3 separate regions of the Homo sapiens genome follow, and regions 2 and 3 are each linked to region 1. A link is a loop called in an ENCODE intact Hi-C map of the cell type or tissue named here. Cell type or tissue: mammary epithelial cell. All regions are shown on one strand.

Region 1 (2,500 bases):
TGGGAGGCTGAGGCAGGAGGATTGCCTGAGGCCAGGAGATCAAGGCCAGCCTGGGCAACATAGCAAGACCCTGTCTCTACTTAAAAAAAAAAAAAAAAAATTAGCTTCTATCCTCTCCCCAGGGTCATTTCTCCTGAATGTGCCTTGTTGACCAGAAACAAGGACCTGCCTAGATTCCAAACCCCTGTGTGGAAGCTCCTCTCCAAAGGTCAAACCACTTATCATTACAAATTTGCAAGAAAGAAAGAGATCCTGCTTGGACAAGGAAGTTTTCCAAGTCTCCTTTCTGTGCCCCTAAAATAATCTCCCAGCAGGAGCTTCTGTCCTGGTCTGTCCCACAGTCCACCCCTGGGTCACCCGGACCCCTCAAAGCACCTCCTTGGGCATAGTGACTGGGAACTCTGACCCCCATGGTGGTTCCGGTCACCAGGCTGTCAGCTGGAGCATCAGTTCTGTCAACTGCTTTTGGGGACTTGGGAGGGGTTCCTGTGGAGGCCCCAGAGGACGAATTACTGCACCTCTTTAAAAGGGGCATGAAGCCCCTGAAGAGCAGCCAGGGTTCAAAGTCTGGGCTCACAGTGACTGGCCCAATGACAAAAGGGGAGAAGCCAGGCAGAAAAAATAGAAAAAAGAACAGCAGGATAATTCAGTGCGGTGGTTCTCAAACTTGAATATGTAAACTTGAACATTTACCAGAATCACCTGGAGGGCTTGTTAAAATACAGATTGCTGGGCCCCACCGCCAGTTTCTGATTCCAAAGTTCTAGGCCGGCAGAGAAACTGCATTTCTAACAAGTATCCAGGTGATGCTGATGCTGCCGGTCCAGAGACCACACTCTGAGGACCAAGGCTTAGTGGCTAAGAACGGATTTGGGCACAGAAGAGCTGGGTTCAATATGGGTCTGCCACTTACTAACCTTGGAACCTAAGCAAGTTCTTGACCTTTCTGAGCCTCAGTTTCCTCATCTGTAAAACAGGGATAATACCTTTCTCAACTGGTTTGGTAAGGAGTTTCAATGAGATAATCTATGCAAAAAGCCCAGCACACCCTAAGTAGTTAATAGTGTCTAGAGTTCATTACTAAAGTACAAGAAAGACAAGAGAAAGGGTGCTCATGGAAAGGCATGAGACAAAAAGAACGACTCCAGGACCCATGGAATTGCCCTTGTCTACTAAACGGTCCCAGGTAGCATCAAGGGATCATGGGGGACACCTTGGCACCCAGTGTGTTCCTTCATCTGGGCTAGCAGGATCCAGCAGGCACTGCACCCCAACCTCTCTGACTCAGTCAAAACTTGATCAATAGGACCTCAGCACTGATCCAGCCCAAACTCCAAGCCAATGCCACAGCGCCACCCACCTCCTCCCTGAGGGACAACCACCCGGCAGCAGCCACATGACTTTGCAAAGGAATTCTCAAAGCTCCAGGAAACCCAAGCCCGCAGGATGCCAGAGATACCAGGGGATGAGGCAACAAGTTCAGCAACTGTGGAAGCATCACAAGCCACCACAAGTCACAGCAGTGATTTGCACCCCCGGGGTGGGACTGGAGCAGACACTCCCAGGGAGCAGAACTTCCTGCAGGAACCTACGCAACAGGCAAAAAACTCTGTCTCTACAAAAAATTTAAAAATGTTAGCCAGGCATGATGGTGCACCCCTATAGTTCCAGCTACCCAGGAGGCTGAGGTGGGAGGATCACCCCAGCCCAGGGAGGTCGAGGCTGCAGTGAGCCATAATCATACCACTGCATTCCAACCTGGGAGACAGTGAGACCCCAGCTCAAAAAAAAAAGAACTTCCTGCAGGGACTGAGGCATTAACGGGCTGTATCTATAAACTGCCACTCCTTACAGAGGAGAGGTTTTCTGCAGAGCATCACCATGATTCTCAACACCACCCAGGAGGAAGTTTCTGGTTCCAAGAGAGCTGACTGGAGGAGGGGAGCAGTCTTGGCACTTGGAGGAGAGTTCCTCTTCAGCTGCAGCTCAAAACTAAAATGCATCTCTTTACACCTAATAGACAGGCAAACAATTAGAAAGTTGATTACGCCGAATGTTGGTGGGGTTGAGGGATCCGGAAGCCCTCGTGCCCGGCTGGTGGAGAGTAGACTGTACAGCCATTTTAGGGGGTAACTCAGCAGCGTATCAGGAAATTCCCTGCAACCCAGCAATTCCCTGCTCAATGCAATCCTCACACAGCTGCACTGGGATGTATGGGAGAATGTTCATCGTTGCCTCATTTGTGTCAGCAGGAGAGCAGCTGGGGACAATCTGCATATCCATCACAGGAGATTGTAGGATAAAATGTGACGGACACACAGAGGCCTTGCATGGCCCCGAGATGACACTGGGCCATGACGGAGGAGCCTAACGACCTCAATTCTCTTCACCTGAGGTTCCGCAACACAAAGTTTCTTCTCCCAAAACACAAACACACAGATCAGCACATTAAAAAGCAGCACAGAAACCCTCACCCAGGCCCAGGACAATGTGACCCAGT
Region 2 (2,500 bases), 160 kb after region 1:
TTCTCACATATACTCCCTCTTTTAAAAAGGGTCCATGGAAGAAAGCTTTGAGAAAAGTATGAGAATAGGGAATTTAGAGAGCCTCTTAATGGAAACTTCACATAATAAACTGACCCATAGGATTCTGGTACAAATGCTAAATTTGAAATCCAGTCATTATTTTAAATCCATATAATAACAGTCAAACAAAAATTTTCAAAGGTCTCTGAAATTCAATCTTAGTGTCCCTTACCATCCTTCTCAATGAGGGCAAATAATATCCCTCCTTTGGTAGATTTCTAGATACAAAACAAGTTTCCCTTGGTTAGCATTGGACATAGTCACCAAGTTAGGTCTGAAACTACACTCAGTTTTATTTCTTTCTACAGATCCACCATCCCACTTCCAAAGTATCCATAAACAAATGGGAAAGTTAAGTGATCAGAATAGAAAACAGATTCAAAACACACAAGTATTTTATGCATAATCCAGAAATATTAGCAGTGTTCTTGGAAAGTCTTCTACATATGGGCAAATTCATGGGTAAAAGAAGCCAAGATTATTATTGAGAGTATACTAAGAAGTCCCTATCTAAAATATGTGACTCCCAACACATAAAACATAAGGTCAAACCTGGAATTACAAAATAGAAAGTTCAAACTACAAAGAATTCACTGAAGGGATTATATCAACATAGATACCCCTGAAGAAGCAACAAGTTCTTCAGTAAATTTAATTTCCAAAATGTTTTCATGTATATCATATCATCTAATCCTTAAAATAATCCTATAAAATAGACAGTGTGGTTAACATCAACCTATGTTACACTGGAGGAGACCAAGGTCCTGAGTAATTATATGACTTGACCCTGACCACACAATCAAGCAGCCGAAATAGAAGCAAGTTTTTTCTGCTTCTTGGTTCAACAAGATTTCACAGAATATGCTGTGGAGATGGATTATTCCACCTATTAAAAAGAACAGCATCAGACTGCAATGCATCAGGGCCAGAAGGATTCATCTAAGTCATTCACTTCACACCCTTCCCTACAATTCAGTAATTCATTTATTCATGCATACTTTCATTTAAATATTTATTGAATACCTGCTGACTATCTTAGGCACTGTGTCACACACATGGATTCAAAGATGTTACCGTTTCCATGAACAGTGCTGTAATAAGGGGAAGATCTGCCAAGAGAGGACAGAGGAAGAATAACTGCCCTCTACTGGGGAGACAGGAGTGGGAGTAGTCACAAAAGACTTCCTGGAAGAAAAACCTAAGCTGACGCAACAGAGAGTCAAAGGTTGACTCAAATTCTTAACTGGCAAAAGAAGATAAATCTGGATATGTTAATACAGTCATGCATCGCTTAATGACAGGAATATGTTCTACGAAATGTGTTGTTAGGCAATTTTGTTGTGTAAACATTATAGAGAGTATTCACACAAACCTAGAAGGTATAGCCTACTACACACCCCAGCTATGTGGTATAACCTAGGCTACAAACCTGTACAGCATGTTACTATATGTTATTATATGGAACACCAAATGCCATAGGCAACTGTAACACAATGGGTAAGTATTTGTGTATCTAAACATTTAAAAGCCACAGTAAAAATACAGTATAAAAGATTTAAAAAAATGGTACACCTGTATAGGGTATCCACCATGAATAGCGCTTGCAGGACTGGAAGTTGCTCTGGGTGAGTCTGTGAGTGAGTGATGAATGAATGTGAAGGCCTAGGACATTACTGTACACTACCACCATAGACTATATAAATATTACACACAGGCTACGCTACATTTATTTAAAAATATTTTTCTTTCTGCAATAATTAACCTTAGTTTACTATAACTTTTTTTTTTTTTTTTTTTGAGACAAAGTCTCACTCTGTCACCCAGGCTGGAGTGCAGTGGTGTGATCTCGGTTCACTGCAACCTCCGCCTCCTGAGTTCAAGTGATTCTCCTGCTTCAGCCTCCTGAGCAGCTGGGATTACAGGCACACGTCACCATGCCCGGCTAATTTTTGTATTTTTAGTAGAGATAGGGTTTCACCATGTTGGCCAGGCTGGTCTCGAACTCCCGACCTCAAGTGATCCCTGCCTCAGCCTCCCAAAGTGCTGGGATTACGGGCATGAGCCACCGCGCCCGACCATTAGTTTACTATAACTTTTTTACTTTATAAACTTTTTTACTGTTTTAACTTTTTGACTCTTGTTATAATACTTAGCTTAAAACAGGCACATTGTGCAGCTGTACAAAAGCACTTTCCTTCTTTATATCCTTATTCTTTTTTTTTTTTTTTACTTTTTAAACTTTTTATTTTGTTAAAAACAAAGACACACACACACACACACACACACACACATATTAGCCTAGACCTACACAGGGTCAGGCTCATCAATATCACTATCTTCTACCTTCACATCTGTTCTACTAACATCTTCAGGGTCGATAATACACGTGGAACTATCATCTCTTATGATAATGCCTTCTTCTGGAATACCTCCTGAAGGA
Region 3 (2,500 bases), 69 kb before region 1:
TTTAAGGCTTAGGAGATCAAGTCCAGCAGCTAAGGCAGCCTCCCAAGGGCCAATGTTGCACACTCAGGCCTTTGAAGCTAGGGCAGTTTCTCCAGCAGGTCATGCCTATACCACGGGTCACTGACGTCAGGGAGGCAGCCAGCTCCCCAGGGCATGAACGATGGAGCACATATTAGCTTCCTATGGTTGCTGTAACAAATTATCACAAATGAAGTGGCTTAAAACAACACAAACGTATTATCTCACAGTTCTGGAGAATAGAGACCCAAAATGGGTCTGTAGACCTGCATTCTATCTGGAGGCTCTCAGGGAGAATCTGTTTCCCTGGCTTTTCTAGCTTCTAGAGGCTGTCCGCATTCATTGGCTTGTGGCCTCACATCACTCCAACCCCTGCTTCTGTCGTCACATTTCCTCTGATGCCGACATGCCTGCTCCCTAAGGACCCACCCAGATAATCCAGAACCAATCTCCCCACCTCAAGATTCTTAATCCCATCTGCAAAGTCTTATTTGTCATATGAATTAACAATCATGGGTTCCAGGGACTCGGAAATGGATATCTTGGGGGACCATTACTCAGCCTACTACTACCCTCAGCACAGAGACTGAAAGAGGGTTCCCCTTAATGGTATTTTTCTGTAATCAGGCCTTTTTCTTTAAGAATATTTTAAACAGCATAACAAAGCACAGCTGACTTTTTTCCCCCATTTTACAGACAGGGTCTTGTTATGTTGTTCAGGCTGGACTCAAAACTCCTGGGCTCAAGTGATCCTCACCTCAGCCTCCCAAGCAGCTGGCACTACGGACATGCACCACCACGCCCTGCTAGAGCTGGTTTTTTATACAACTCTAGGGACAATACCCATTGCCACTTATTAAATGCCTACTGTGTGCCAGGGAGAGAAGGAAAGCAACATTATCGGCCCCATTTAAGGAGGTCACTTGCCCAAGGTAGTCCAAATGGCCGGTGGCAGGCAGACGAGCTCACATCTGCCTCCCTTGACAGGCACTGATGTTGAGGTTGTATTTCTTCCCTTGGCGTCCATAACGCAGACCCTAAAGTCTTGTTTGTGTTGGAGAGCTTTGGAGCCTTAAATTTAGAGGCGCTTCACACAGCTCATGCCACCTGCAGAAGTACCAGAGAGCCTGGCATAGGCCAAAGAACTGGCAAAGCCTTCAGTCTCTCCTCACCACCTCAGGAAATTGAATCTGTTCTCCCTCCTAGTAACTCACTTAGCCAAATGACTACACTTGTTGGGCACTAACCCCATGTCCAAGGGACAACTATGAGCTGGTCCAGTGATGGAGGAGGTGGGTGGCAGCTGGGTCACACTCCTGCCACAGATTTGGTACCCAGAACAGTCATTAAGGTTTTGTCAAGGGATGGACAAGCCAGAGAGAGGAGAGATGGGCCTTCATGAGGATATCAACAAAGTCCCTACAAAAAAGTCGGAGGTAGATAAAAATATTAGGCAGGAAAGAGATGTAATGGATTCATCCCACTGAGGCATGAACAATTAATTGCCACCTGTCAATTGTCAATGGGGAGAATTCCATCCACCCAATCATTTAAAGCAAGCTGGAACCGGTTACAATGAGAATTAGCCAAGGATGAAATTTAAAGGATGCCCGGGGGCAAGTGATGTAATGGGTTGCAAAACAAACGTCAGATAAAAGGCATGGGCTCAGGGGGCCTGGTGCCAGAGCAGACGGCATCCTATAGAGACTATCTTTTACTCTGGAGAAGCTAGAGCAGTACACACAGTATTCGACATTCAGGGGTGGGGCCTGAGATTCTGTATTTCCAATGAACTCCCAGGTGATGCTGAACAGCTGCCATCTGTGGGTCATCTCGAATAGCAAGGGATGAGATGACTCTTAAGAGACAACTCAAGCTGTTCACTGCAGCAAAAATAAAACGAGTGGGGTGAATGCAGATGTCACAGGGCTGTTTGGTGCCGTGGAAAAATGAAGGTGGGGCTTATCATCAAGAAGTCCTTTACACATCCATGACTTTCTGTCCAACTCATAGGAGACTGTGAAGAAATTACCTTTTCCTTTTTAAAATGAAGAAACTGAAGTGTAAGAAGATTGAACACAGCAGGGTCAAAAACATTAGGAGTAGATACAGGTGCCCCACACCATCCTTGACCCCACACACACTTCCAGAAAACATCAAGCAAGGAGCAGGCAAAGAGCTGTCATAGGAGTGTGGTTTTTTTAATACCATCTGTGCCAAGCAATATCAAAGTTGTCCATACTCTCCAAGTTTGTCCTATTTTTAATAGACAATATTAAAAATTTTTTAAGTGTGTGCTGATAAAGAGACTAGTCACACCTCTGAGGGGATTTAAAAATGAGAAGCCACATAAATTCTCTTCCTTAAAAAACAGCCATTTCAAAAGATTTTCTTTAATATCATAAAATATTTTCATGGACAAGTGAGCTAGCAAACACACATGCACCAATGTGCCTTTTGACAAGAGTACCCCCTACCCCGA

The links. Peaks named below come from ENCODE experiments on the same cell type or tissue, not always from the same donor. Only the 100,000 strongest peaks of a DNase experiment are listed, where the experiment ranks them.
Region 2: it touches region 1 in a loop (4-fold over the local background); 2 of 110 quality-filtered maps call a loop at or near these places.
Region 3: it touches region 1 in a loop (5-fold over the local background); 2 of 110 quality-filtered maps call a loop at or near these places.

The regions. Positions count from the first base shown.
Region 1 is chr14:68,940,596-68,943,095 of GRCh38, forward strand. The region is part of intron 1 of ACTN1 (actinin alpha 1); the gene reads right to left. Among named protein-coding and RNA genes, the nearest start is that of ACTN1, 37 kb to the right of the region's middle. RefSeq lists enhancers at 934-1,724, 1,725-2,500. In mammary epithelial cell, a CTCF peak has its summit at 1,353; a DNase peak (open chromatin) is centred at 1,436; H3K27ac peaks cover 2,254 bases.
Region 2 is chr14:69,100,270-69,102,769 of GRCh38, forward strand. The region is part of intron 5 of DCAF5 (DDB1 and CUL4 associated factor 5); the gene reads right to left. Among named protein-coding and RNA genes, the nearest start is that of DCAF5, 52 kb to the right of the region's middle. In mammary epithelial cell, a CTCF peak has its summit at 1,200 (motif pointing left); a DNase peak (open chromatin) is centred at 1,232; H3K27ac peaks cover 1,023 bases.
Region 3 is chr14:68,871,925-68,874,424 of GRCh38, forward strand. ACTN1 (actinin alpha 1) reads right to left here. Exons shown (of 22, transcript NM_001130004.2): 22 at 2,204-2,500. Among named protein-coding and RNA genes, the nearest start is that of ZFP36L1, 80 kb to the left of the region's middle. In mammary epithelial cell, no CTCF peak of the experiment used is centred here; no DNase peak of the experiment used is centred here.